Linked DNA regions of Homo sapiens: region 2 is linked to region 1. The links are chromatin loops, found by intact Hi-C in ENCODE. Cell type or tissue: dorsolateral prefrontal cortex. All regions are shown on one strand. Each heading gives the region's core, and the rest is flanking DNA. Links, peaks and the distances in the headings are about the cores only. Region 1 holds the start of PRPSAP2 (phosphoribosyl pyrophosphate synthetase associated protein 2). Region 2 overlaps PRPSAP2 (phosphoribosyl pyrophosphate synthetase associated protein 2).

What was found. Peaks named below come from ENCODE experiments on the same cell type or tissue, not always from the same donor. Only the 100,000 strongest peaks of a DNase experiment are listed, where the experiment ranks them.
Region 2: a loop joins it to region 1, with 3 times the contacts of the local background. A loop is called at or near these places in 13 of 110 quality-filtered maps.

The regions. Positions count from the first base shown.
Region 1 is chr17:18,847,725-18,860,505 of GRCh38, forward strand. It overlaps PRPSAP2 (phosphoribosyl pyrophosphate synthetase associated protein 2), which reads left to right and starts at 10,407. Exons shown (of 12, transcript NM_002767.4): 1 at 10,407-10,537. RefSeq lists enhancers at 2,423-2,482, 8,258-8,758, 8,277-8,326, 8,347-8,406, 10,186-10,758 and a silencer at 10,505-10,864. In dorsolateral prefrontal cortex, for the core only: CTCF peaks have their summits at 8,503 and 8,702; DNase peaks (open chromatin) are centred at 8,537, 10,297, 10,767, 11,645 and 1 weaker place; H3K4me3 peaks cover 5,075 bases; H3K27ac peaks cover 4,740 bases.
Region 2 is chr17:18,898,677-18,915,336 of GRCh38, forward strand. It overlaps PRPSAP2 (phosphoribosyl pyrophosphate synthetase associated protein 2), which reads left to right. Exons shown (of 12, transcript NM_002767.4): 9 at 12,427-12,575. It also overlaps the pseudogene LOC100419620. Among named protein-coding and RNA genes, the nearest start is that of SLC5A10, 45 kb to the right of the region's middle. RefSeq lists an enhancer at 2,007-2,056. In dorsolateral prefrontal cortex, for the core only: no CTCF peak of the experiment used is centred there; no DNase peak of the experiment used is centred there; H3K27ac peaks cover 1,917 bases.

The sequences.
Region 1 (12,781 bases), core at 4,782-12,781:
CTCCTGACCTCATGATCCGCCCGCCTCGGCCTCCCAAAGTGCTGGGATTACAGGCGTGAGCCACCACGCCCGGCCAGCTGTTTTTTTTTCTTTTCTTTTTTCTTTGTGACAGAGTCTCACTCTGTCACCAGGCTGGAGTGCAGTGGCAATCTCAGCTCACTGCAACCTCCAGCTCCTGGGTTCAAGCGATTCTTCTGCCTCAGCCTCCCGAATAGCTGGGACTACAGGTGCGCCACCATGCCCAGCTAATTTTTGTATTTTTAGTAGAGATGGGTTTCACCAAGTTGGCCAGGCTGGTCTTGAACTCCTGACCTCAGGTGATCCTCCCACCTTGGCCTCCCAAAGAGTTGGGATTACAGGCGTGAGCCACCGTGCCCGGCCTGTATTTTATTTTTATTTTTTTATTTTTGAGGACGGAGTTTCGCTCTTGTTGCCCAGGCTGGAGTGCAGTGGTACGATTTCAGCTCACTGCAACCTCCGCCTCCCGGCTTCAAGCAATTCTCCTGCCTCAGCCTCCCGAGTAGCTGGGATTACAGGTGCCCACGACCACACCTAGCTAATTTTTTGTATTTTTGGTAGAGACGAGGTTTCACCATGTTCGAGGCCAGGCTGGTCTCGAACTCCTGAACTCAGGTGATCCACCTGCCTCAGCCTCCCAAAGTGCTGGGATTACAGGTGTGAGCCACTGCACCCGGCCTGTAAGTAATTGTTATTTTGTTTTCTGTTATATGCAGCCATCTCCTGATATATGATCTGGGCCACCCTCTTAGATTCAAAGGCAGAATCAACAGGAATCTGATCTAACTGTTCTGAGCCCTGGAGCTTGGGCCCAGGCCTGTCTCCTCGGCTTCCTCCTGGATGGTGGGCTGCGAGGGCGGTTACAGCATTGTCCATCCATGTCCCCAGCTCTGAGTCCCTCACCTTCCAGACTCTCCTCAGCTGTCACCAACTGTTTGAGTTAGTTTCCCCAGGCCTCTCAGCTTCTACCTCTAAATGCCAGCAAAGGAGTGAAATCACACACCGGGAAAGCCTGTGGGAGGTGGAAGCTTCCCAGAGCAGGGCCTCAGTGGAGACAGGATTTCCGCAAGCAAAGAAGGGAACAACAGCACAGGCAGAGCTGCAGAGGTAGCGGAGGGGCTGGAGGGCAGCTGCACTGAGGGCAGGTGCCCAGAGGGAGTGGGAGGGAAGTCAAGACAGACAGTCCACAGGGACTGCAAGCAGGGCAGAAGACCTGTCCTTCAGGCCGGCAGATTTTAAAAAATAAACTTTAAGCCAGGTGCAGGGGCACATGTCTGTAGTCCTAACTACTTGGGAAGCTGAGGCAGCAGGATCACTGGAATCCAGGAGGCTGGGGCTGCAGTGAGCTATGATCACACCACTGTACTCCAGCCTGGGCGACAGAGTAAGACTCCGTCTCAAAAAAAAAAAAAAATTAAAAATGAGTTACTTATATCATCTGGATATATGTCCTTTGTCATCGGATATAGGTCCTTTGTCTTCAGATATATGTAGTGTGAATATTTTCTCCCAATCTGTGTCTTTCGATATAGGCAGTTAAAAAAAAATGAATGTATTTAATCCTTTCAAAGGCTCTACACTATTTTGGGAGAATGAGAGGGCTTCAATCTGTTACACACAGACTTAGAGTGATATGTCACAGAATTACATCTAGGTAAGAAGCAATGTGATGCTGGGCGTGGTGGCTCATGCCTGTAATCCCAGCATTTTGAGAGGCCGAAGTGGGCGGATCATCTGAGGTCGGGAGTTCAAGAGCAGCCTGACCAACATGGAGAAACTCTGTCTCTACTAAAAATATAAAATTAGCTGGGCGTGGTGGCGCATGCCTGTAATCTCCGCTATTCGGGAGGCTGAGGTAGGAGAAATAGCTTGAACCCGGGAGGTAGAGGTTCCGGTGAGCTAAGATTACGCCACTACACTCCAGCCTGGGTGACAGAGCGAGACTCTGTCTCAAAAAACAAAACAAAACAAAAAAAGAAGCGATGTGTTAGGTAAGAGGTAGGTGTGTTCCTTAAAAAAGTGGCATATCAACTAAATCTGGGTGAGTTAGGCCTCTGAGGGTGGCCGTTTGCAGGTCTGTAACATCTAAGGGGGAGAGATTTTTATTTATTTATTTATTTATTTTTTATTTATTTTTTTATTTTTTTTGAGACAAGGTCTGGCTCTGCCGCCCAGGCTGGAGTGCAGTGGTGCAATCTCAGCTCACTGCAAGCTCCACTTCTCAGGCTCAAGCCATCCTCCCGAGCCATCCTCCTGGGCACTACTGGTGATACTTGCTGAGTCACAGCAGCACTCCACCCGCCAGGACTTGTTTTTCATTTCCATAATTGGAAAGTGCAGAATCAGGGGCAGATGAGTAGCTGGAACTACAGGCGTGTGCCACCACGCCTGACTAATTTTTTGTATTTTTTGTAGAGATGGGGTTTCACCACGTTGCCCAGGCTAGTCTTGAACTCGTGAGCTCAAGAGATCTGCCTGACTCAGCCTCCCAAAGTGCTGGGATTACAGGCATGAGCCACCATGCCCAGCCATGTGTGAATATTGAGTCACACCTGTGTGAGAGACAGCTGGATGTGTGTGTGATGTATGAGTGTGTGTGATTTGTGAATGTATGTGTCATCCACATGGGGAACATTTGAGTGTGAGTGATGTCTTCATGTATGTGTGAGATACCTGTGTGTACATATGACATCAGAGTCCTTCACTGGACATTGCAAAGGACGCTGGTGGGGTAGGGCCTCTTTCTTACTGAGTTCACAGAATGAAGTGCCATAGGGGCCTCCAAGTGCTGGTGGCCCTGTTGGCATTACTGGGCAGAGCTTGCCTGAGAATAAAATCACCAAAGAAAGACAAAACCCTGGAGATAGTGGAGCACTGGATCTAGCCATACGAAGCTGTCCCCTGGGCTTTTTAGCTGTGGAAGTCAGCCTCACCCCTCCTCAGTTAGCCCCTTTCCCTTTACATTTAGCTGGTTCAAGCTGAGTTTTATTGCAAAAGTCCTGACTAATACAAATACTTATGATAGAATGTGAATGGGGAAAGCCTTCCATTTACTAAGATTTCAAGCAAATGCAAGATTTGAATGCTTCAGAAGGAGGTACACCAGCCTTACCCCCTGGAGGCCCCAGGAAGCAAAGCCACCAAGGCAGGCCTCAGCACCACCAGGCCCCAGTCCTTAGGCCTCCCTAGGAGGTGCTTCCAGTGAAGGGGGAAGGAAAAACTGCTTGCAGGACAGTGGCATAGGGGCTCTCCAGCTGGGGCAGGGCAGTGTAGGTAGGGGAGGAGATCAGTGGGCCCGAAGTTTGGCTTAGGGTGCTCCTCCCTCCAGCTTAAGGGAGGGATTTAGAGAGGCTGAGCCAGAGATACAAGGTTTGGAGAGTGTTTGTTATGATTCGGGCTAGAGGCCTTGGCGATGCCTGTCTTTGGCAGGGAGAGACCCGATAAAGTTGAGTTGGGGGGTAATTTACCGGGGGATCATCAGTCCCTGATTCTGCACTTTCCAATTATGGAAATGAAAAAAAAGTCCTGGTGGGTGGGGTGCTGCTGTGAGCCAGCACAGTGTCACCAGTAGTGCCCAGGAGAAAGCTGTTGAGAGTAGGGTGTGGGCAAAGGGCTCAAAGCCCAGATCTTGGCTAGGTGCTGCCACCAGGAGGAGGAGGCTGCCACGGGGGCCTGTGTGTGGGCCGTGCCAACCTTGCTGTGGCTTTGGTTTATTGACATTACCATAAATATGTTATTCTACTCCATCCACCTCAATAGTGACATGAAGTAGGTGGCATTAGCCCATTTACAGATGAGGAAACTAACAGAGAGAAATGACTTCTAAGGTTGTACAGCTAAAATGGTAATGCTAATGCTAATATATATATATATTTTTAGACGGAGTCTCGCTCTGTTGCCCAGGCTGGAGTGGCAGGATCTCAGCTTAGCTCACTGCAGCCTCTGCCTCCCTGGTTCCAGTGATTCTCCTGCCTCGGCCTCCTGGGTAGCTGAGATTATAGGCATGCACCACCACGCCCGCCTAATTTTTGTATTTTTAGTAGAAACAGGGTTTCACCATGTTGGCCAGGGTGGTCTTGAACTCCTGACCTCAGGTGATCTGCCTGCCTCAGCCTCCCAAAATGCTAGGATTATAGGCGTAAGCCACTGTGCCGGGTCTACAAAACTCCTTCTGTTTTTTTTTTTTTCTTTTTCAGACCAAGTTTCACTCTTGTTGCCCAGGCTGGAGTGCAATGGCGTGATCTTGGCTCACCACAACCTCCGCCTCCCGGGTTCAAGCAATTCTCCTGCCTCAGCCTCCTGAGTAGCTGGGATTACAGGCATGTGCCACCACGACCGGCTAATTCTGTATTTTTAGTAGAGACGAGGTTTCTCCATGTTGGTCAGGCTGGTCTCGAACTCCTGACCTGAGGTGATCCACCCTCCTCGGCCTCCCAAACTGCTGGGATTACAGGCATGAGCCACCGTGCCCGGCCCAAAACTCCTTATATATCCAGAGAGCATATATATTATAAATATTTAACCTACCTAGTATAGCTTATTGGATACTAAAGCAGGACTTTGTTAAACTCTTAGCATGCAGTGGATCATCTACTATGGTCACTGTATGAGGTGGGTGCTTTGCCATTCCCAGCTGTAGCCCCAACCCTCAGCACTGGGCCTGGCATGAGTTAAGTACTTTATTGATATTTGTTGAGTAAATGAATGGAGGTAAAAGTCAGCTAGCAAGGCAGCCAGGGTAGCTACAGGCAGCCTGATTTGGACAAGTAATTTTATTTTATTTTTAATTTATTTATTTATTTTGAATCTCTGAAAGAGTTTCACTTTTGTCGCCCAGGCTGGAGTGCAATGGTGTGATCTTGGCTCACTGCAACCTCTGCCTCTTGGGTTCAAGCGATTCTCCTGCCTCAGCCTCCTCAGTAGCTGGGATTACAGGTGCCTGCCACAACGCCTGGCTAATTTTCTTGTATTTTTAGTAGAGATGGGGTTTCCCCATGTCAGCCAGGCTGGTCTTGAACTCCTGACCCCAGGTGATCTGCCTGCCTCGGCCTCCCAAAGTGCTGGGATTACAGGTGTGAGCCACCACACCTGGCCCGTGGACAAGTAATTTTAAAAGCCCAGAAAACATTGACTATTCACTTGGACAAGCTAAAAATAATGGATGGTGCCTGGTGTTGGTGAAGATGAAGAGACATGGATGCTCTTCCACCTTCCTGGTGAGACTGTAAATTGGTACAAAATTTCAGGGAACAAAATTTTAAAAGGGCATATCCTTTGACCAAACAAGCTTACCTCTAGAAATTTAACGTGAGGAAATACTTGGGCAAAGGTAGAAAGACAGGTTATGTATTAATAGTAAAAAGTGCCCAGAATGAGGGATTAGTTAAGAGAAAATAATGGTTCATCCATATCACAATAGCTCATAATCGCTGCGGTTAATAGAAAGTGGTAGTCAACTGTGTGCCAGATAACTCAAGTGGTCATCAAGATTCCCCTATGACATAGATGCTGTTATTATTCCTATTTTGTAGATGAGGAAACAGGTATAGAGAGGTTAAGAAACTTGTTGAGGTCACACAGCTGGTGAGGAGAGAAGGAATTTGGATCTAGGCGCTGGTTCCCAAGACTACAGTCTTTCATTCACAGCTCATATCATGATGATGTCGACCTGAATTCATCAACATGGAATCATGCCTGCAATAAATTGTTACAGGGAAAAGGCATATTGGAAAATTCCAAGAGTGGCTACCTCTCCACATGGGATAATGGCAAATATCTTTTTAATTTTTTCTTCTTTCTCATTTGAATTTTTCTTACAATGTGTAAATATTATTATGCTTACAAAAGACAATGAAGTTCTTAGTCCCAGCTGCTGGGGAGCTGAGGCAGGAGAACCGCTTGAACCCAGGAGGCAGAGGTTGCAGTGATCCAAGATCGCGCCACGGCACTCAAGCCTGGATGACAGAGTGAGACTCAGCCTCGGGAAAAAAAAAAAAGACAATGAAGTTCCTTTCATTTTGGGGGAAAATAGAAAAAGGAGAAAAGAGGACGGGCACAGTGGCTCATGCCTGTATTCCCAGCACTCTGGGAGGCCGAGATGGGTGGATCACTTGAGGTCAGGAGTTCGAGACCAGCCTGGCCAACATGGCAAAACTCCATCTCTAGTAAAATTACAAAAATTAGCCGGGTGTGGTGGCATGCACCTGTAGTCCTAGCTACTTGGGAGGCTGAGGCAGGAGAATAGCTTGAACCCGGGAGGGTGGAGGTTGCAGTGAGTCAAGATTGCGCCACTGTACTCCAGTCTGGACAACAGAGCAAGGCTCCATCTCAAAAAAAGAAAAAAGAAAAGAAAAAGGAAAAAAGCTGGAGGATGCAGGAAAGGACTCTATAGGAACTTCCAAGGCCTCCTTGGCTGGTGACCTGGCTTTGGCCTCCGCTGCCTCCTACAGCCAGGCAAGCTGCCATCCTCTTCCACTGGGGAAAAAGGGGTGCCTTGTTTTTCTTCCCTGATAGCCAGACAGGCGAGAGCAGAGAGGCAGCTGCAAAAGCTTCCTCGGTGCCTCATACTCATGGACTCCATCTAAAAGTAACTCCTCACCCCCAACCATCATATGGCTGCTAATATTAGTGCTCATTTTTCCACTGAGGAAACAGAAACTTAGAGAGGTGGATCTGTCCAGGGTCATTTCCACAATGAGGACAGGAGGCAGGAAGCAGGCTCCATCCTAGTGATGGACACCTAAGTCCCTGTTTTTTCATTTGCACAACCATTTGAAGGAGAATCCTGTGTTTTTTGTTACACCATACTGCTCAAAAATTTCTATCAAACTATAGCAAAGATTCCTTTCCTTCCTTTAAAAAATGTTGAAGGGAAATGTCTTAGACTTGAGTATCTTGATTTATAGTCGATATACAGCAGTTTAGCCCTTGAATATGGCCAATGACGTGTTGCAGCAAGCTGAGCACTTCTATTACATGCAAAGACTCTGACTGCAAACATCCAAGTGGGCAAGGGATTATCAAGTTTAGCAATGGACTAACCAAAAACTGCATTCGTGTGGAACTGACCACAAGCTTTACATTATGCTTTTGCTCCTTTCTTGCTCATTACCCATTGTATAACAAAATATGCCCAGACTTGGGCTTTAATAAAAAATTTCTTAGCTCTCAATTTTTTGTGGTTTGATTGGTCTTAGCTAGGTGGCTCTTGCTTAGGGTCTTTCATAAAGTTGCAGTCAGGTGGTGGCTGGGGCTGCAGTCACCTGGTGGGTCAGCTTGGCTGAACACCTACCATGGCACACTCCTATGGCCTAAACCCCAAGGATAAAGAGAATGAGAGTTTTGACATCAGCCTACAAGGGATTTCAATAGTCCTTGGAGAATGGATGGCGGATGGAAGAGTGGTATTGCTATAACAGAACAAATGAAACTACAAACTAAGTGCCTGCAGTGCGGGAAACTATTGAGGAGCAAGCCACCCCACTGCAGAACCCTGGACGCGGTGATACACTGGAGCTAGCTCATTCTGGTTAATGAGAGTGGATTTTTTAAAAAATTCAAGGCCAGGTGTGGTGGCTCATGACTGCAATCCCAGCGTTTTGGAGGTCGAGGCGGGAGGATCACTTGAGCCCAGTTCGAGGCGGCAGTGAGCTATGATTGCACCACTGCACTCCAGCCTGGGCAACAGAGCAAGACTCTGTCTCTTAGAAAAGTTTTTTTTTTTCCAGTAATATTATTCTTGTATGGTGCAAACACTATATAATGCTGCGCTACTGCCCATTTTCTTTCCAGAAAGGATAAGGCACTCAATTTTCCAGACATTTCTTGAGTACCATACTTGTGCCAGGCCCTGGGAAACAGTGATCAGCAGGAGGGACGAAGAGCCCACCCTCATGGGGCTTACAGTGTACAGGGGCTGAGGTGGTGATATTTGTCAAATAACCACCCAAACACTTAATTAGAAATCGTGATAAGCCCAATGAAAGAAAAATACATGAAACAGTTTTATTTGGGAAGGGAGTGGTTTAGGGAAGACTCGAAAGTGACAATGGAGCTATCAAGTTCAAGAAGGAGTTAGTAGGGGAGGAGGCTGCAGGAAGAAGTGCACGCCTGGAGGCAGGAACAGCATGTGTCCCGGTAGTTCAGGGTGGCGGGCCCAGGCGGGTGAGAAAGGGCAATGGAGAAGGAAGGAGAGGAGACCGTGCAGACACTGCAAGTGCCAGAAACCCGATCCACACTGGCTTCAGAGGGTGGAGGGGAGGTTCTTCTTGGCTTCCATAATAGAAATGTCCAGGGACCTACCGACTTCAGATTCAGCGCAAACTCATCTGGGCCCGGTCTGTATCCCTCCCTCTCTTTTCTCTCAGCACTTTCCTCAGGCGGTTCCCCTCCTGGCATCCCAGCAGCTGCAGCATCAGCAGGAGAGAGTAAGCCTCTCCAGTCCCGGCGCAGGGATGGAGACGGTGTTTCGTGGGCTCCGATTGGCTCAGTAGCCTATCTTTGGAGCGAATCAGCGAGCGGAGAGGGATGAACTTCTCTGACTGGCCAGATCCAGTCACATGCCAACATGTGACGCGTGGAATCTACGCCAGCCACAGCAGAGAGGTGGGGGTTGTGACCGGAGTTAGATGCCAGCGCAGAAGGGACGTGAGCCCAGCCGAGGTACCGCTGAAGAGGAATCAATTTTGGTATGCAGATAATCACTGGGCTCATGGGTCTTGCTCTTTACAAAGAGGTATGTCCCTGTAAAGTTGTCAGGCAAAGGAAATGTTTCAAACGACTCCATTTCACGAAGTCTCACCTAATTTACAATTCGTTAGTTGAGATGCTTGTATTCTTCGTTTCTAAAATAAGACGTTGAACCATAAAGACTCTAGCTAGCTCTGCAACCTCTGATGAATATTTCATGCCTCATTATTGTGAAAAATCCAAAGCAGAATTGGAGAGAAGATGTGGTATAGGGATTAGGTAAGTGAAGACTGGTGCAAAGCCTCCTGGGTCGAAATTCTGTCCACTGCTTTGTCATTGGAAAAGTTATTTAACGTCGTCGTCTCAGTTCCCACAACTATTAAAATGGAGAGGATAACAACACCTACCTTATGCTCTTGTGAGGATTAAATAAGTTACCGTTAATATATGTAAAGCACTTAAAAGAGGACCATGTGTTTGCTATTATTATGTTATACATACAATAAAGAGTAAACATTACCTAAGTTATAAAGAACTTAGGCAATGGATACCAAAAGTACTAATTCCTTTATAATAAAAGAAAAAAAGGCGACAAGGCAAATAACGATAATAACTGATAATGGCTGGGCGCGATGGCTCACGCCTGTAACCCCAGGACTTTAGGAGGCGGAGGCGGGCGGATCACTTGAGGTCAGGAGTTTGAGAACAGCCTGGCCAACATGGTGAAACCCTGTCTCTACTAAAAATACAAAAAATTAGTCGGGCGTGGTGGCGCACACCTGTAATCCCAGCTACTCGGGAGGCTGAGACAGGAGAATCGCTTGAACCCGGGAGACGAAGTTTGCAGTGAGCTGAGATCGCGCCGATGCACTCTAGCCTGGACAACAGAGCGAAACTCCGTCTCAAAACAAAAAACTAACAAACGAACAAAAAACTGATCATTTATTATACACCCAGAACTGTGCTTTTAGCACAGTTTTGTTTTGTTTTGTTTTGTTTTTGAGATGGACTCTTGCTCTGTCACCCAGGCTGGAGAGCAGTGGCGCGATCTCGGCTCACTGCAACCTCTGCCTCCCGGGTTCAAGCGATTCTCCTGCCTCAGCCTCCTGAGTAGCTGGGATTACAGGCGCGCACCACCACGCCTGGCTAATTTTTTTTTTTTGTATTTTTAGTAGAGATGGGGGTTTCACCATGTTGGTCAGGCTGGTCTCGAACTCCTGACCTCGTGATCCGCCCGCCTCAGCCTCGCAAAGTGCTGGAATTACAGGCGTGAACCACCGCGTCTGGCCGTATTGTCTCATTTAATCCTCACAACAGTCTTATGGAATGGGTGCTGCTATCTTTGTTTTTCAGATGAGGAAACAAGCTCAGAGGGTTGAAATGACTTGTCCAAGGTTACAGGCCAGTGGAGGCTTGAACCCAGGTATTTGTAATTCCAAATGTCATACTCTGTCCACATTCATTCCTTGTAACCTGCCTGGGCTGTCACAGTTGGTGTGGGGCTAGCAGCTCCCCAGGGACCAAAACAGGCGCATCCCCGCCCACCGCCCCGCCCATCGTGCCAGCCCGACTCCACCCCTGTGGCTACACCCACTGCCCCGCGCCTTACCCACTGGTGGGCCACGCCCACAGCCCCCAGCTAGGTGCCTCCGCTGTCCGGGCTCTAGTCCCGCCCTCGCCCCTCCCCGCCCACCGGCCTCGCAGTCACCGCGGACGCCAATCTTGTGCATGGAGTCGCCATTTTGCTCCTAGAGAGGCCGCCAGGAGACCCGGCGCTTTCTTCCTTCTGCAGCTGAGGCTGCGGCGGGGCCGGGGCTGGGGTCGGGGCCAGGTAGGCGGGCGGGAGCCAGTGGCGAGCGGCAGCGAGGGCTGGCTGGCTCCGGCATTGCGGGGCGCAGGTGCAAGGGGCGGGGAGCCCGCGGCGCCGGCAGGCGGACGGGTCGGGGTCCCTGGGTGGTGGCTGCTTGGGGGCTCACTGGGGCGATCTCGCGCCCGCGGCCCTTCCATTTTTCCCTCCCTTCTTCCTCTCCCGCCAGGGGTCGGCGGGGGCGGGGGACGGGCGTCCGGTGCCTGGGCTCTCTCCTCTCCCTGAGGCGCCGCTGGGGAGTCGAACCCTGATGATGGGACCTGTGGTGAGCAGCCCTGAAAGCAAGCCCAGACCCAGCCATTCTCCGTCCCTAAGCTGACACGGAGCCCCTGATTTTAATTTACCTGGCTTTGCTAGTTACGAATATATCTCTCACCTCCTAAAGGATGATTTTATCCAACTCAGAACTCACCCCAGCAGAGATTGAGGGGGAACCGTGATGAAATTTTTAAGTATTCTGCTTGATGATAATAATTTTTCTCTTATGTTAATGTTGGCTCCGTTTGGGTGTTTAGCTTTTGAAAGGAGTATGAAAATGCGGAATGGGGCTTTGGGGCTTGAGGTGTGATCTCTAGTGTTTAAAAAATTTAATTGCACAAATAGAAATAATTCACCCACATTATTGAACCCCACTAAAGCATATCCTTTTTGTCCATATTCCTTTCCTGCTGCCCTCGTGTGTACCATTATTACTCAGTTGTGATTTGAGCTCGTTCCACTTAAAGTCATTCATAGATACTTTTGCGTCGTGTTGAATATTTATTGAATTTCTATTCTGTGTTTTACTTAATTACTTTATTATGGAACCTTTACACAGGTCTGGTGTACTTGTTCTTTGAAAAGTCTTATGTTGACCACCATCACTGAGCATATAGCTTTTTCCTTATTTCCTTGGGATAATTACCCGAAGTGGAAATACCGAATCAAACTTCTGTTTTCTTTCTTTGGCACTATTATATAAATTGTTTTCCAAACAAGGCATGTTTACAATAGACATTTTTCAAAATCTGGGTATTTGTCCTATTTTGCTCTCTGTATGCAGAATTCAGCGGGGTGCCAAGTCGTTTTCTGTGTGGGTTGAGAGACAGGCTGTGCAGCCCACTGTTGCATAGGACTAACTACTACAAATCATGCTGAGACCGAGCTATTTTTGCTGCTTAGAGGCTTTGCAGCCTTGAGTAAGTTTCTTCATCTGGAAACCTAGCTTCCCTGTCTAAAATGGGTCTCATTCTAGTGCTTGCTTCACTGGGTTGTCATAAGCATTGTGAACACTCAGATGTTAGGCATGAGTTAACATTGTGTTGGAGAGATAAGCAGAGCCTGGGATCATACAGGAGTGGAAGAGTAATTCGGTTTAGAATTTGCCCTTCAAATTCTCATCAATATTGATATTAAAAACAGATTTCCTTGGAGTGAGGCACATCACTAATAAACATACATAATAAGTTTTTTTATTTTTATTTTTTTTGCAGAGTCTTGCTCTGTCTCCCGGGCTGGAGAGCAGTGGCGCGATCTCAGCTCACTGCAACCTCTGCCTCCCGGGTTCAAGCGATTCTCCTGCCTCAGCCTCCTGAGTAGCTGGGATTACAGGCATGCGCCACCACGCCCGGCTAATTTTTTGTATTTTTAGTAGAGACAGGGTGTCACCACGTTTGTCAGGTTGGTCTCAAACTCCTGACCTTGTGATCTGCCTGCCTTGGCCTCCCAAAGTGCTGGGATTACAAGCGTGAGCCACCATGCCCATCCAATAAACATAAATTTTTATACTTTTTAATTTTTTGACACAGAGTCTTGCTCTGTTGCCCAGGTTGGAGTGTAGTGGCGCGATCTCAGCTCACTGCAACCTCTGCCTCCCAAGTTCAAGCGATTCTCCTGCCTCAGCTGCGCAAGTAGCTGGGGTTACAGGTGCATGCCACCACACCTGGCTCATTTTTGTATTTTTTAGTAGGGGTTTCGCCTTGTTGACCAGGCTGGTCTCGAACTCCTGACCTCAGGTGATCCGTCCACCTTGGCCTCCCAAAGTGCTGGGATTACAGGCCTGAGGCACTGCGCCTGGCCGGTTTTTATACTTTATGATGCCTTTTAGTTCATCTTTCAATTTCATTTGTTAATCATTGTGACTCATTGAAGTCAGGCATTATTCAGCAATCATTTGTTTAGCCTCTACCGTGTGGCAGCTGCACAGGGTATACAGCAGAGAATATCATG
Region 2 (16,660 bases), core at 3,880-11,879, 50 kb after region 1:
CTTTGTCTTTAGTTTTCAAAAGTTTAATTATGATATATCTTGAGATTGCTTTGGGTTTATCCTGTTTGGTGTTTGCTGGACTTCTTGAAGCTGTGGGTTTATGTCTCTGACCAATTTGGGAAGCTTTCAGCCATTGTCTTTTTGAGTACTTTTTTAGTCCTACCGTCTTTCTCCTCTTTTTCTGGGACTCTTATGACATAAATGTCAGGTGTTTGTTTGTTTGTTTGTTTGTTTGTTTGTTTGAGATGGAGTTTCATTCTTGTTGCCCAGGCTGGAGTGCAATGGCGTGATCTTGGCTCACCGTTGCAACCTCTGCCTCTTGGGTTCAAGCGATTCTCCTGCCTCAGCCTCCCAAGTAGCTGGGATTACAGGCATGCACCACCACGCCCAGCTACTTTTGTATATTTAGTAGAGACGGGGTTTCTCCATGTTGGTCAGGCTGGTCTTGAACTTCCGACCTCAGGTGATCCACCCACCTTGGCCTCCCAAAGTGCTGGGATTACAGGTGTGAGCCACCGTGCCCAGCTGATCTTTTGTTACAGGTCCATGGGATTCTGTTTATTTTTATTTTCTAGTCTTTTATATTTTTATTTTTTAGTGGGTCTCACTATGTTACTCAGGCTGGTCTTGAACCCCTGGGCTCAAGTGATTCTCCCATCTTAGCCTCCAGAGTAGCTGAAACTACAAGCACATGCCACCATGCCCTGCCACAGCCATTGTTCTCTCTGTTGTCCAAATTGGCTAATTTCTGTTGTCTGTCTTCCAGTTCACTGATTCTTTCCTTGACCTCCATTATTATTTTCACTGTAACTTCCATTCTGCTGTTGAGTATATCCAACTGAGTTTTTTTTTTTTTTTTTTTTTTTTTTGAGACAGGGTCTCACCTCTGTTGCCCAGGCTGGAGTGTAGTGGTATGATCACAGCTCACTGCAACCTCTGCCTCCTAGGCTCAAGCAATCCTCCCACATCCGCCTCCCAAGAAGCTGGGACTACAGGTGCATGCCACCGTGTCTTGCGAATTTATTTTTGGTATTTTTGGTAGAGACGGGGATTTTACCATATTGCCCAGGCTGGTCTTGAACTCCTGAGCTCAAGTGATCTGCCCACCTCAGCTTCTCTAAAGTGCTGGGATTACAGGTGTGAGCCACCACCCCCAGCCCAACTGAGCTTTTTAATTTGGTTATTGTATTTTTTAAGTTCTAAAATAAGTTTTTGGTTCTCTTTTTTTGAGACTGAGTCTCGCTCTGTTGCCCAGGCTGGAGTACAGTGGTGTTATCACAGCTCACTGCAACCTCCGCTCCCTGGGTTCAAGTGATCCTTATGCCTCAGCCTCCTGAGGAGCTGGGATTACAGGCATCTGCCACCACGCCCGGCTAATTTTTGTATTTTTAGTAGAGATGGGGTTTCACCATGTTGGTCAGGCTGGTCTTGAACTTCTGACCTCGTGATCTGCCCGCCTCAGCCTCCCAGACTGCTGGGATTACAGGCGTGAGCCACCGTGCCTGGCTGCTAATTTTGTATTTTTAGTAGAGACGGGGTTTTGCCATGTTGGCCAGGCTGGTTTCAAACTCCTGGCCTCAAGTGATCTGCCTGCCTCGGCCTCCCAAAGTACTGGAATTACAGTCATGAGACACTACGCCTGGCCTTGGGTCTTTTTTTATACCTTCTATTTTTTTGTCAATACTTTCTTTGTTTAGACTTCTTGTTTTTTATTTCACACATGCTCATAATTGCTGCTTGTAGCACTTTTCTGATGGCTGCTCTAAAATCTTTGTTATACAGTTTCAGCATGTCTGTCATCTTGGTGTTGGCATCTGTTAATTGTCTTTTTTCATTCATATTGAGATTTCACTGGCCTTTAGTGTGGCGAGTGGCTTCTGATTGGAATCTGGACTTTTAGATATTGTGTGTGAGACTCTGGGTCTCATTTAGGCCTTCTGATTTTGCTGGCTTCTCAGGACTCTGGCAGGGAAAGTGGTGGTGTTGGGGCTCGTTTCTGCTAGGTAAGGGTAGAAGTCGAGATTCACCACCAGGCCTTGTGTGGACCACCTAAGGTGGTCCTTGTTACTCATGGGTGGAAATGCTCCCTCCATGTCCTCCGCTGACGCCAAGGAAAAGTAGCATCATTCTCATTGGGTGGTGGTGGAATTCCTGACTCCACCAGGCTGCCTCTGATACCACTGCAATGGAGAGGGGAGGGGCACCTCTTTACTGCTGAGTTGGGGGTAGAAGTCCAGATTTCACTCTCCACTGACTCTGGCAGTTGCTCCTTACTGCTGAGTGAGGGTGAAAGTCCCAGCTCCCTGTTTGGCCTTCTGTGAAACCACCCCATTGGGTTTGGGGTGCCTCATTATAGCCTGACAAGCCAGGAAGTACAGGCTCACCCCTCAACCTTTACTCATGCGGCGGAAATGTGGCGGAAACGTGGGCTGTGGCTTTCCTGCCTGTGTGGCTAGAGTAAGGCAGTTATTGTCTAAATATTTTCTCACTCACTAGGTTGCCCTTTTCTTAGTCCTTTGACTAGGGAGAGCCGACCTTTGTTGGAGCTTTTCTTGTCTTTGCCCACTGGCATTTTTGGGTCGCTTCTTCTCCAGCTACAAATCTGGGATAATAAGGCAAAAGGAATGCCCAAGGAAGCCACCACCGTGACGTTGCTCAGGTCCTGAGGTCCCTTGCTAGTCTGCCTTCTCTCTACCTTTTAGTGTCTTCTCATTTTTTTTTGAGACGGAATCTCGCTCTGTCACCCAGGCTGGAGTGCAGTGGCACGATCTTGGCTCACTGCAAACTCCGCCTCCCGGGTTCATGCCATTCTCCTGCCTCAGCCTCCCGAGTAGCTGGGACTACAGGCGTCTGCCACTATGCCTGGCTAATTTTTGTATTTTTAGTGGAGACAGTTTCACCATGTTAGCAAGGATGGTCTCTATCTCCTGACCTCGTGATCTGCCTGCCTCAGCCTCCCAGAGTGCTAGGATTACAGGCATGAGCCACTGCGCCTGGCCAGAGTCTTCTCATTTTTGTTTGTATGTAACATCCAGGGGTTTTAGTTGTGGGTGGCAGAAGGAGTATTAATAATCCTTCCTAGTGGAAGCAGAAGTGACAATGTTTTGATACTTTTTTTTCCTTGAGACAGGTTCTTGCTCTGTCATCCAGGCTGGAGTGCAGTGGTACAACCACGGCTCACTGTAGCCTCCATCTCCTGGGCTCAAGAGATCCTCCTGCCTTAGTCTCCTGAGTAGCTGGGACTGCAGGCATGTGCCACCATGCCCAGCTGGTTTTTTCCTTATTTTTGTAGCAACGGGATCTCCCTATGTTGCCAGGTCTGGTCTCTAACTCTAGGGTACAAGTAATCCTCCTGCCTTGGCCTCCTAAAGTTCCGGGATTACAGGCATGAGCCACTGCATCTGGCCTTGATACATTTTTTTTTCTTTCCCACTAAATACCAGAAGAACATGATGAATTTTCTGTTGACTTTCCCATCTGGGTGGACTTTTAGTAACCTCTAGAGTCCTCAGTTTACTTCTGTCACCCACCTGTTCACAGAGGGATGGATGTAGTAGCCTTTTGCTCAGTTTCTTTGGCTTTTGTCAGTGATGTTTGTCATTCATCTGTTCAAATGTTTATTGAGAACCTATTTTGCTGGGGCTGATGAGGCCTAGGAAGATGCCCTGTAGGAATGCATGTGTAGCGTCAGATGTTTTTTATCTATGTTATGTTATTTGATCTTTGCAACTTTGGAAGTCAGCAGTTATAATCTCTCATAGATGAGGAAACAGACCCACAGAGATGAAGGAACCAAGGTAGTTCCACCAAATGTTGTTTCCTTGAAGGTAGTGGGGCAACTATTTACTTCCAAGAATGTTTTCTATACCAGTGATTAGGGGACTTGAGTGTTGGCCAAATATGATTGAAATTGGGCCAGGTGCGGTGTCACACCTGTAATCCCAGCACTTTGGGAGGCCGAGGGGGGTGGATCACTTGAGGTCAGGAGTTTGAGACCACCCTGACCAACTTAGTGAAGCCCTGTCTCTACTAAAAATACAAAATTAGCGGGGCATGGTGGCGCACGCCTGTAATCCCAGCTACTTGGGAGGCTGAGGCAGGAGAATTGCTTGAACCTGGGAGGCAGAGGTTGCAGTTAGTCAGGATTGCGCCATTGTACTCCAGCCTGGGTGACAAGAGCAAAACTCCATCTCAAAAAAAAAAAAAAAAAAAAAAAAGAAATTGACTTGCCCCCCTCCACTCAGTCTTTACCGAGTACATATTTGAGTGCTGCTGTGCCAGCCATCGTGGATGTGGTGGTGACCAGTGCAGGCAGGGCTGTGTTCCCATGGCACTTGCAGACTGCCCTCATGTGCTCTTTGACTGGTAGGTCAGTTGGGTAGATTGGAACGAAAGACCCAGTCTCTTTTTCTCCCAGTTTCAGTAATTGAATCCACATAGATCATACTACATTAAATGAATGTTTTAGAGGCTGGGCGCATTGGCTCACCCCTGTAATCCCAGCACTTTGGGAGGCCGAGATGGGTGGATCTCCTGAGGTCAGGAGAATTGCTTGAACCCGGGAGGCGGAGGTTGCGGTGAGCCCAGATCGTGCCATTGCACTCCAGCCTAGGCAACAAGAGCAAAACTCCATCAAATAAATAAATGAATGAATGAACGTGTGTTTTAGTATGGAGATGAGTGCTACAAAAGGTTCAGTTTTATATGGAACAGGTAGTAAAATAACACAGTCAAGGCTTAGGAGTTTGGTCTGTGAGTTTAAGGTATTGTGAGTGGGCTAGGCTCGATGGCTCACACCTGTAATCCCAGCACTTTGGGAGGCTGAGGTTGGAAGATCATTTGAGTCCAGGAGTTCAAGAACAGCCTGGGCAACATGTTGAAACCCCATCTCTACCAAAAATACAAAAATTAGCCGGGTGTGGTGGCGTGTGCCTCTAGTCCCAGCTACTCAGGAGGCTGAGGTGGGAGGATCACTTCAGCCCAGTAGGTGGAGGTTGCAGTGAGGTGAGATCACACCACTGCACTCCAGCCTGGGTGACAGCCAGACCCTGTCTCAAAAAAACAAAGTAAAATAAAAAGGTATTGTGAGCAAGAGCTCTGTCGACATGGCATCAACACAGTAAAGTCAGTTCTGGTTGTCTTATATCCCGTAGCTATGTGGTGGTGATTTTCTTGTGTTCTAATGTCCTGATAAACACATTCACCCAGACTTCGAGCAGGAGATGGCACTTTCTGGCTCAGCCACATGCAAATTCTGATCCTATTATTTCTAGTTCCCTCCTCCAAGTTTTTCATTTGGCAGCCAACCTTAGAAAATAGCTGTAATCAATGTAGAAGTCAGACTGGGGCTGACTTTTATCAGTCAGGAAGGTATTAAATTAGCAGTCCAAGACTTGGGCTTCCACTTGTGCCTTAGCCAGTCTTTGTGAGAACCTTGGTCAAGGCTGTCTCTCCAAGCCTCAGTTTCCTGGGGATAACACCTGCTTGGCTTATCTTACAGAGTTAATAAGCATCAAAGAACTTACTGAAGGACTTTATAAATTAAATACCATTATGTAGAATGGTGGTGGTTAGTGCCTTTATTTATTTATTTTTTGAGACAGGGTCTCCCTCTGTCGCCCAGTCTGGAGTGCAGTGGTGTGATCTCGGCTCACTACAACCTCCACCTCCTGGATTCAAGCGATTCTCTTGCCTCAGCCTCCTAAGTAGCTGGGATTACAGACGTGCGCCACCATGCCCAGCTAATTTTTGTATTTTTGGTAGACATGGGGTTTCACCATGCTGGTAAGGCTCTTCTCGAACTCCTGACCTCAAGTGATCTGCCTGCCTCGGCCTCCCAAAGTGTTGGGATAACAGACGTGAGCCACTGTTGGGATAACAGGCGTGAGCCACTGTGTTTAGTGGTTAGTGCCTTTAGAATCCTGAAGTTATTGATGAATAGGTCGAAGTCCAGAGCTATTGTTTTGGAGTTGTTTGACAATGAGCAGTTGTTTTGACTAAAAGGGATCATCAGAGAAAGTGTTGCTTTTGTAAGGAACAGAACTTGCTTGAATGAGTTGTTTGAAATTGTTTTCTCTGAATAACTGAGTGAATAGGAAACAAAAGGATAGCTGAGGCCCTGTGTCTTGTTCTTTCTCACCCATGATGTAAATTAACTCATTATCGTACAATCAGGATCAAGTTGCTTTAGAATTCCTCTCTGTCAGTGCATGAAACAAAATGACACAGAGAAACCATCCTGATTGATTTTGGAATTAGATGGGAATGCAAAGTATCTGATTAAGTTATATGGAGTATCCAGAAACTCCCATTGCTGTGCAGGTAATAATTTTATTTATTTATTATTTTACTTATTTATTTTTTTGAGACAGAGTCTTGCTGTTGTCGCCTGGGCTGGCATGCAATGGCACGATCTCGGCTCACTGCAACCTTCGCCTCCCGGATTTTAGCAATTCTCCTGCCTTAGCCTCCCGATTAGCTGAGATTACAGGTGCCTGCCACCATGCCTGGGTAATTTTTTTGTATTTTTAGTAGAGACGGGGTTTCACCACGTTGGCCAGGCTGGTCTCAAACTCCTGACCTCAGGTGATCCACCTGCCTTGGCCTCCCAAAGTGCTGGGATTACAAGTGTGAGCCACCGCACCCGGCCATGATTTTATTTATCTTAAGAGCATTGTGCTTTGTAGAGGTTGGTATAATTGAAATATTATTCTAGGAATTGGCAAACCTCCACAGATCCCAGATGGAAAAGACTTCCTTAGAGGATAACTAACAGGTCAGTCATTTGGCCAATTTTGTTTGCAAAGCCAATCTTGAATTTCAAGGAGGAACTAATAATCTATGTGATGCCAACTCTTTTGAAGACTCTGCCCCATTGTTCTGTCTGAAATTTTTTTCTCTTGAGAATTTTTTTTTTTTTTGAGACGGAGTTTCGCTCTTGTTGCCCAGGCTAGAGTGCAATGGTGCGATCTCGGCTCACCGCAATCTCCGCCTCCCGGGTTCAAGTGATTCTCCCACCTCAGCCTCCCAAGTAGCTGGGGATTACAGGCATGTGCCACCACACCCGGCTAATTTGTTTGTGTTTTTAGTAAAGACAGGGTTTCTCCATGTTGGTCAGGCTGGCCCCAAACTCCCAGCCTCAGGTGATCTGCCCGCCTCGGCCTCCCAAAGTGCTGGGATTACAGGCGTGAGCCACTGCTCCTGGCCACTCTCTTGATAATTTTTTAAAAACTATTTTGATTTTTTTTGTAAGGATGAATTCAAAGTTATATGAATACTAAATCTTACATCTTGGGATATTTATCAAATGTTATTAAAATATTCTGTGTTTATGATGCTCCCTCTTTTCCCTTAGGACAAATATTCTGTCTTACACACACATAGATAAATATATTTTACTGACTTCACTGTTTTTGACCTGAACAGTCTTGCTCCTGTGAAGGTTTATCATCTTTTCCTTGGAAATATAAATTACATTCCTCATAGATAGGACCAGACCAATAAATGTTTACTTACGTGTGTCTGAGATTGTTTGTTTGTTTGTTTGTTTGTTTATTTGAGACAGGGTCTTTCTCTGTTGCCCAGGCAGGAGTGCAGTGGTGCAATTATAGCTCAGTGCAGCCTTGACCTTCTGGGCTCAAGTGATTCTCCCACCTCAGCCTCCCAAGTAGCTGGGACTACAGGCGCGTGCTACCACGCCCAGCTAATTTTTGTATTTTTAGTAGAGACAGGGTTTCACCATGTTGGCCAGGATAGTTTCGATCTCTTGACCTTGCGATCCACCCGCCTCAGCCTCCCAAAGTGCTGGGATTACAGGCGTGAGTCACTGTGCCTGGGCCAGCTAATTTTTTTTTATTTTTGTAGAGACGAGGTCTCCCTGTGTTGCCCAGGCTGGTCTCAAACCCCTGGGCTCAAGCCATTCTCCTGCCTTCGTCTCAAAGTGCTGGGATTACAGGTGTGAGCCATCACCCAGCTTTAAAAAGTATATTGAAAATAGGATGATTTAAGCATGAGTTTTTTGTGTGTTTGTTTGTTTGTTTGTTCGTTTTTCAGTAGAGATGGAGTTTCACCATGTTGGCCAGGCTGGTCTTGAACTCCTTGTCCCAAGTGATCTGCCCGCCTTAGCCTCCCAAAGTGCTGGGATTACAGGCGTGAGCTGCCGTGCCCAGCCAAATTTAAATTTCTTGAAATAATTGCTAACACTGTAGCAAAGCTTTCCTTTGTTGTGTAGTGCATATAGGAAACCAGGTTGATGTGAAATTTCTAACAGCTCATAAGAGTCTACATACTAATAGTATTTAGTACTTTCTAGTGCCCTGCTCTTCATATGTCATGTAAATGCCTTGGCTGTATCTAGTATAGATAGTACTAGTGGGATTCAGTATAATCCTTAATTTTTTGTTTGTTTTTAGTAATTCTTGTAAGCAGTTAGTTAAGAACTTGTTTTGAATTTTTGGTGCTGGTAAGCCAAGACTGCGAGAACTTGTTGGATTCTTAAACACTTGAACATTTACCATGCATTAGGTGCTGAGGATGGAAAAAAGAGTAAGACTCAGCATGGCCCCCAGGAATCAGGAGTGGCTGTATTAATATCAGACAAATCAAGGCAAATAATTTTGCCATGGTTGAAGAAGGTCTTTTCCTAATGATAAAGGGGTCAGTTCTTCAAGAGGACAAAACAGTTCTAAACATTTATAAACTAAATGACAGTGTTTCAAAGTATATGAAGCAAACACTGATAACTGCAAGGAGAAATAGATATATCCATAATGATAGTGATTCCATTATTCTTCTCTTAGTAATTGATAGAATAAGGAGACTGAAAATCATTAAGGATGCGGGAGACTTGAACAACCCCTTCAGCCTGCTGGATCTGACTGACAGTCATAGCACACCATCCAGAGAGAGCAGAATGTAGTTCTTTTTTAGTATAAACACAAAGATAGATCATATTCTTGTGAGCCATAAAATAAGCCCCAAATTGATAATTATGCAAGCCATACAAAATATATTCTCTGACCACAGTGGAATTAAGAATAATTCTAATAACAGAAGTATCTTTGGAAATGTCCTGAATATTTAGTAACTAAATAACATACTTTTAGATAACCCATAGGTCAAAGAAGAAGTCAAAAGTGAAATTAAAAAGTATTTAGAACCAAATGAAAATGAAGACACAGGCCAGGCGCGGTGGCTCATGCCTGTATTCCCAACACTTTGGGATGCCAAGGCCGGCAGATTACCTAAGGTCAGGAGTTCAAGACCAGCCTGGCCAATATGATGATGAAACCCCATCTCTACAAAAAATACAAAATTAGCCGAGCGTGGTGGCACACCCTGTAATCCCAGCTACTCGGGAGGCTGAGACAGGAGAATCACTTGATCCAGAGGTGGAGGCTGCAGTGAGCCGAGATCATGTGACCGCACTAGCCAAGATCACGCCACTGCACTCCAGCCTGGGCGACAGAGCAAGACTCCATCTCAACAACAAAAAAAAGCCAGATGCGGTGGGAAGAAGCTCCTGCAAGAGGCCACGGAGCCAGCGACGGGAGGCCTTGAAGCCAGTGACGACCCACTCAGCCGAGCTGCCGCTTTCGCAGCACGCCAAGGACACTCATGAGGACCATGATACTTCCACTGAGAATGCAGATGAGTCCAACCATGACCCTCAGTTTGAGCCAATAGTTTCTCTTCCTGAGCAAGAAATTAAAACACTGGAGGAAGATGAAGAACTTTTAAAAATGCAGACGAAACTGTTCTGATTTGCCTCAGAGAAGGATCTCCCAGAATGGAAGGAGTGAGGCACCGGCAACGTCAAGCTCCTGAAACACAAGGAGAAAGGGACCATCTGCCTCCTCATGCGGAGGGACAAGACCCTGAAGATCTGTGCTAACCACTCTTCACGCTGATAATGGAGCTGAAGCCCAACATGGGTAGTGACCATGCCTGGGTCTGGAACACCCACGCCGACTTCGCCAACGAGTGCCCCAAGCCAGAGCTGCTGGCCATCCACTTCCTGAATATTGAGAATGCACAGAAATTCAAAACAAAGTTTGAAGAATGCAAGAAAGAGATCGGAGAGAAAAGAAAGGATCGGGCAAAAACGATCATGCCAAAAAAAGTGGCGGAAAAGCTAGAAGCTCTTTTGGTGGAGGAGGAAACCAAGGAGGATGCTGAGGAGAAGCAATAAATCATCTTATTTTATTTCCTTTTCCTCCCTTTCCTTTCCTTTTCAAATTTTACCCTGCCCCTCCTTTTCGGTTTGTTTTTATTCTGTTTTGTTTTTACAAGGGATGTTATATAAAGAACTGAATTCAACATTCAAAAAAAAAGATTAAAGCATAAATCAATGAAATAGAAAACAAAAACCAGAAAAAAGCTAAAAAGCTGATTCTTTGAGAAAATCAATGCAATTGATAAACCTTTATCCAGACTGGTTAGGAGAAAACAAGACACAAATTACCTACCGTACCAAGTGTTGGTGAAGATGTGGAGGAACTGGATCTCTCATGTTCTGCTCATGGGACTGTAATATGGTATAACCACTTTGGAAAACAGTGTGGCCTTTTTTTTTTTTTTTTTTTGAGATGGAGTCTCGCTCTGTCGCCCAGGCTGGAGTGCATTGGCACTATCTCCACTCACTGCGAGCTCCGCCTTCCAGGTTCACGCCATTCTCCTGCCTCAGCCTCCTGAGTAGCTGGGATTACAGGTGCCTGCCACCCAGTCCGGCTAATTTTTTTGTATTTTTTTAGTAGAGACGGGGTTTCACCGTGTTAGCCAGGATGGTCTTGATCTCCTGACCTCATGATCCGCCCACCTTGGCCTCCCAAAGTGCTGGGATTACAGGCGTGAGCCACTGCGCCCGGCCTATGTGGCCTTTTTATAAAGAGTTAAATATACACCTACTATATGATCCAGCCATTCCACTCTTAGGAATTTATCAGGAGATAAGAAAGCATGTGGCTGGACACGTAATTCCAGCACTTTGGGAGGCCACGGTGGGCAGATCATCTGAGGTCAGGAGTTGAAGACCAGCCTGGCCAACATGACAAAACCCCGTCTCTACAAAAAATACAAAAATTAGCCAGGCGTGGTGGCACGTGCCTATAATCCCAGCTACTTGGGAGGTTGAGGCAGGAGAATAGCTTGAATCTGGGAGGTGGAGGTTCACACCACTGCACTCCAGCCTGAGCAACAGAGTGAGACTCTGTCTCAAAAGAAAAAGAAAGAAAGAAGGAAAGAAAGCATGTGCCCATACAGAGATCTGTGTATGAATGTTCACAGCAGCTTTGTGACAGCCAAAAACTAGAAACAACCGGAAAGCTCAGCAATACATAAATGGATACACTGTGATATATTCACCCAGCAGAATATTACTCAGCAATGAAAGGGAATGAACTATTGATATGTTATTCCATGGATGAATCTCCAAAACATGTGCTGCGTAAAATAAGACAAAATGGCCAGGCGCAAGTGGCTCACACCTGTAATCCCAGCACTTTGGGAGGTCGAGGTGGGTGGATCATTTCAGGTCAGGAGTTCGAGACCAGTCTGGCTAACATGGTAAAACCCCATCTGTACTAAAAATACAAAAAAGTTAGCCAGATGTGGTGGTGCATGACTGTAGTTCTGGCTATTTGAGAGGCTGAGGCAGGAGAATCGCTTGAACCCGGGAGGCAGAGGTTGCAGTGAACTGAGAAATCCTGCCACCACACTTCAGTCTGGGCGACAGAGCAAGACTCCATCTCAAAAAAAAATCAGACAAAAAAAGGCAACTTTATGATTTCACTTACGTGAAATTCTAGATAGGTGAAACTATAGTGACAGAAAGCAGATCAGCTGTTGCCTGGGGCAACACTTAGTGAAAAATCACTAAGGGGCATAAGGAGATGCTTGTGGTGATGACGTTCCTTATCTTGATTGTGCTAATGCTTATATGGGCACATACAGCCTTCAGAGCTCATGAAATTATATACTTTAGATATGCACAGTTTCTCATATCTCAGTTTTACCTCCCTAAAACTATTAAGAAATTTGTGCTTAATACTTTGGTGAGCATTTTATGCCCTTTGCCCCATGTAGTTGGTTCTCACTGGTAGGTAGGCAGGCAGGTAGAATTAGCAGCTTTAGGTGAGACAGAGCTGAGCGGAGGTTCCTTCACTCAGTCAGGCTCTCCCGGCCAGTGGCTTGCAGACCAGGCCAGGCTGCTGCCCTTCTTTGGTGCTGCTGCAGAGGGAAGTGTTTGGCATGTGGGGTCTCTACAGTTAGTCCTGGTTTCTAAGAGTCTAAGGCTGTTTTATTCTCTCTTTTCTTTAGTCCTTTGGGAGACAACATTCTACTTATGTTCTCTTAATGTTTTGTCCCCTAGGCATTAGCAGAACCAAGGGCTGCATGAGTTTTGAGCTTGTGTCTGGTGTTTTCCCTCAGGGCACAGTCTTTTGCTGAGCGCCTGCGCCTGGGAATTGCAGTGATTCATGGAGAGGCGCAGGATGCCGAGTCGGACTTGGTGGATGGACGGCATTCCCCACCCATGGTCAGAAGTGTGGCTGCCATCCACCCCAGCCTGGAGATCCCCAGTAAGTGTGCTGCTGCCTCTTTCCCACTTTCCTCTGATTTTAAGGCTGACTACACTGTTGTCTGTGTGGTTTTTTTCCTCATTCTTCGTTTTTTTTTAGTTGGCAAAAACTCATTAACACCTTTCTTGGCCAGATAGTAGCGAATGCATTTCTGATTACCTTGTAAATTGTAAGGCCGTTTAGAAGCAGTCTGTCCTTCTTTGCAAGACCTGTGAAAATGTTTGGACTATTGAGACAGTTGCAATGCTTCAGGGAAGTCCATTCATTCATTCAGCAGTATATACTAGAGTGTAGTTTAACATAAGCAAAAAGCTTTTTATATACAAAGTTATTGACTGTGATGTTGTTTTTAATGCAAAATATTAGAAAGGTTTAAATGGTTTACCAGAGTGTAGGGCTTGGTAAATTATACTGTGTCAGTACAGCTAATTATGCAGCCCTTTGAAATAATCAAGACTATCTGGAAACGAGAAAAATATATGGAATATATATGAACAAGGCAGAATATAAGATTGTATACCTATTTGTCTTAGTTCAGGCTGCTGTGATGAAATACCTTAGACTGGGTAATATAAACAACAAATTTATTGCTCACAGTTCTAGAGGCTGTGAAGGTCAAGATAAAGGCGCCAGCACTGACCCCGTGATGGGCCGGGCACGGTGGCTCACGCCTGTAATCCCAACACTTTGGGAGGCCGAGGCGGGTGAATCACCTGAGGTCAGGAGTTCGAGACCAGCCTGATCCACATGGAGAAACCCCCTCTCTACTAAAAATACAAAATTAGCCAAGTGTGGTGGCGTATGCCTGTAATCCCAGCTCCTTGGGAGGCTGAGGCAGGAGAATCGCTTGAACCCGGGAGACAGAGGTTGTGGTGAGCCGAGATCGCGCCATTGCACTCCAGCCTGGGCAACAAGAGTGAAACTCCTTCTCAGAAAAAAAAAAAGATAAAGGCGCCAGCAGATTTGGTGTCTGTCGAGGGCCTGTTCCTCGTAGATGGTACCTTCTTGCTGCATCCTCATGTGGTGGAGAAAGGTGGAAGACTCCCTCAAGCCTCTCTGACAAGGGCACTGACCCCCTTCGTAGAGCAGAGTCCTAACAAACTAGTCACCTAAAAGCCCTACCTCTTAATACCACCACAGTGGGTTCCAGCATGAATTTGGAAGGACACAAAAATTCAGACCATAGCATTTTGCCCCGGCCCCTCAAAATTCATGTTCATCTTACGTGCAAAATACATTCATTCTATCCTAATAGCCCCCAAAATGTTAACTCCGGGTAAGTCTTAACTTAATTTCAGCATCACCTCAAAAGTCTGAAGTCCAAAGTCCCATCTAAATATCATCTAAATCAAATATGGGTAAGACTCCAGCTCTGGGATTCACTCTGACGCACGTTTCTCTCCGGCTGTGAGCCTGTGAAATCAAACAGGTTGTATGCTTCCAAAATGCAATGGTGGGACAGACATTGGATAGACATTCCCATTCCAAAAAGGAGAAGTGAGGCCCAGTGTGGTGGTTCACGCTTGTAGTCCCAGCGTTTTGGGTAGCCAAGGTGGGAGGGTTGCTTGAGGCCAGGAGTTCGAGACCAAAAGGGAGAAGTAGGAAGAAAGAAAGGAGTGACAGGTCCTGACCAAGTCTAAAACCCAACCAGACAAACAACATTAAATCTTAAGGCTTAAGTTGACTCAAAGCCCCGCCTTCCACAAAAACTGGGGCAGGGGTTGGTCTTGCAAAGCTCTGGATGGCCCCACTCCCACAGCTTTGCTGGGAGCAGCCCATGCAGCAGCTCTCAGTCACTGGATTCTCATGCCTGCATCTCTCAGGCTGGAGTTGCACTCTAGTGGTTCTACCAGTCTTGGGTCTTGGGGTGGTCTTGCCCCACAACTCCACTGGGCATTGCCCTAGTGGGGTCTCTCTGGTGGCCCTGCCCTTGTGACAGTTCTCTGCTTGGGCCCTGGCACTCTTTGGGGCATCCTTTGAAGTCTGGGTAGAGGTAGATGTGCCCCCACAGCTCATTCACTCTGTGCACTGTGGAGATGGCCCTGCACGGACACCACTGTGGTTTGTTGCCTGTGCCTTCCAGAGGGGTGGCCCGAGCTATAGTTGGACCTGCTTGAGCTATAGCTGGAGTGGGTAAGGAGTATTCTGGAATGTGGGAAGTGGAGCCTTGAAATCGTTCTGCCCCCAAGACCCTGGCATTCTAGGCTTATGATGAGATGGGCAGTCACAAAGATCTCAGAAATGCCTTTGGGGTCATTGAGTCACTGTCTTGATGAATAGCGTCTGGTTCTTTTTTTTTTTTTTTTTTTTTTTTTGAGACAAGGTCTCACTCTGTCACCCAGGCTGGAGTGCAGTTGTGCGATCATGGCTCATTGCAGTCTCACCTCCTGGGCCCAAGCAGTCCTCCCACTTCAGCCTCATGAGTAGATGGAACTACAAGCACTTGCCACCGCACCTGGCTAATTTTTGTATTTTTTGTAGAGACAAAGTTTTACCATGTTGCCCAGGCTGGTCTTGAACTCCTGAGCTCAAGTGATCCACCCGCCTTAACCTCCCAAAGTGCTTACAGGTGTGAGCCACCACTCCTGGCCGTCTGGCTTCTTTCTATCCATACTAATCTCCTTATCAAATGTTTGCTTGGTGGCTGGGCGCGGCGGCTCACACCTATAATCCCAGCACTTTGGGAGGCCGAGGCAGGTGGATCACGAGGTCAGGAGATCAAGACCAGCCTGGCCAACATGATGAAACCCCGTCTCTACAAAAAATACAAAAATTAGCTGGGCATGGTGGTGCGTGCCTTAAATCCCAACTACTCGGGAGGCTAAGGCAGGAGAATCACTTGAACCAGGGAGTTGGAGGTTGCAGTGAGCTGAGATCCAAGACTGTGCCACCGTACTCCAGCATGGCAACAGAGTGAGACACCATCTCAAAAAAAAAAAGAAAAAAGAAAAGTTTGCTTGGCTACACACTTGGAGTTCTGTCCTGAACATGTTTTTGCTTTTTTTTTTTTTTTTTTTTTTTTTTGAGACAGAGTCTTGATCTGTCTTCCAGGCTGGAGTACAGTGGTGCGATCAGATCTCACTGCAGCCTCCACCTCCCGGGCCCAAGCCATTCTCCTACCTCAGCCTCCCAAGTAGCTGGGACTATAGATGTGTGCACCAGGCCTGGCTAATTTTTTTTTTTTTTTTGGTAGAGACGGGGTCTTGCTTTGTTGCCTAGGTTGGTCACAAACTCTTGGGCTCAAGCAATCCTCCCTCCTTGGCCTCCCAAACTCTTGGGCTTATAGGCCTGAGCCATTGCATCCAGCCTTGCTTTTACATTCTTTACAAGATGGCCAGGCTGATAATTTTCCAAATATTTAAGTTCTACCTCCCCTTTGATGATAAATCTCATCTTTAATTCATCTTCTTGGATTTTAGTATAAGCAGTCAAGAGCAGCCATGCACCCTCTTTTGCCAAAGATTCTATTTCACTGCCCTTTTTTTTTTTTTGAGATGGAGTCTCACTCTGTCACCCAGGCTGGAATGCAGTGGTGCAATCTCGGCTCACTGCAACCTCCAGCTCCCGGGTTCAAGCAATTCTCATGCCTCGGCCTCCTGAGTAGCTAGCACTACAGGTGCACACCACCACACCTGGCTCATTTTTGTATTTTTAATAGAGATGGCATTCCACCATGTTGGCCAGGTTGGTCTCAAAACTCCTGAACTCAAGTGGTCCGCCTGCCTCAGCCTCCCAAAGTGCTGGGGTTACAGACATGAACCACTGCACCCGACCTTTTTTTTTTTTTTTTTGAGACAGTGTTTTACTCTCTTGCTCAGGCTGGAGTGCAGTGGTGTGATCACAGCTCACAGCAGCCTTGACCTCCTGGGCTCAATCGATCCTCCCACCTCAGCCTCCCAAATAGCTGGGACTGCAGGCATGTGCCACCATGTCTGGCTAATTTTTGTATTTTATGTAGAGATGGAGTTTTGCCATGTTGCCCAGGTTGGTTTTGAACTCTTGGGCTCAAAGCGATCCTTCCACCTCAGCCTCCCAAAGTGCTGAAATTACAGGTGTGAGCCACCATGACCAGCCTACTGTCTGTT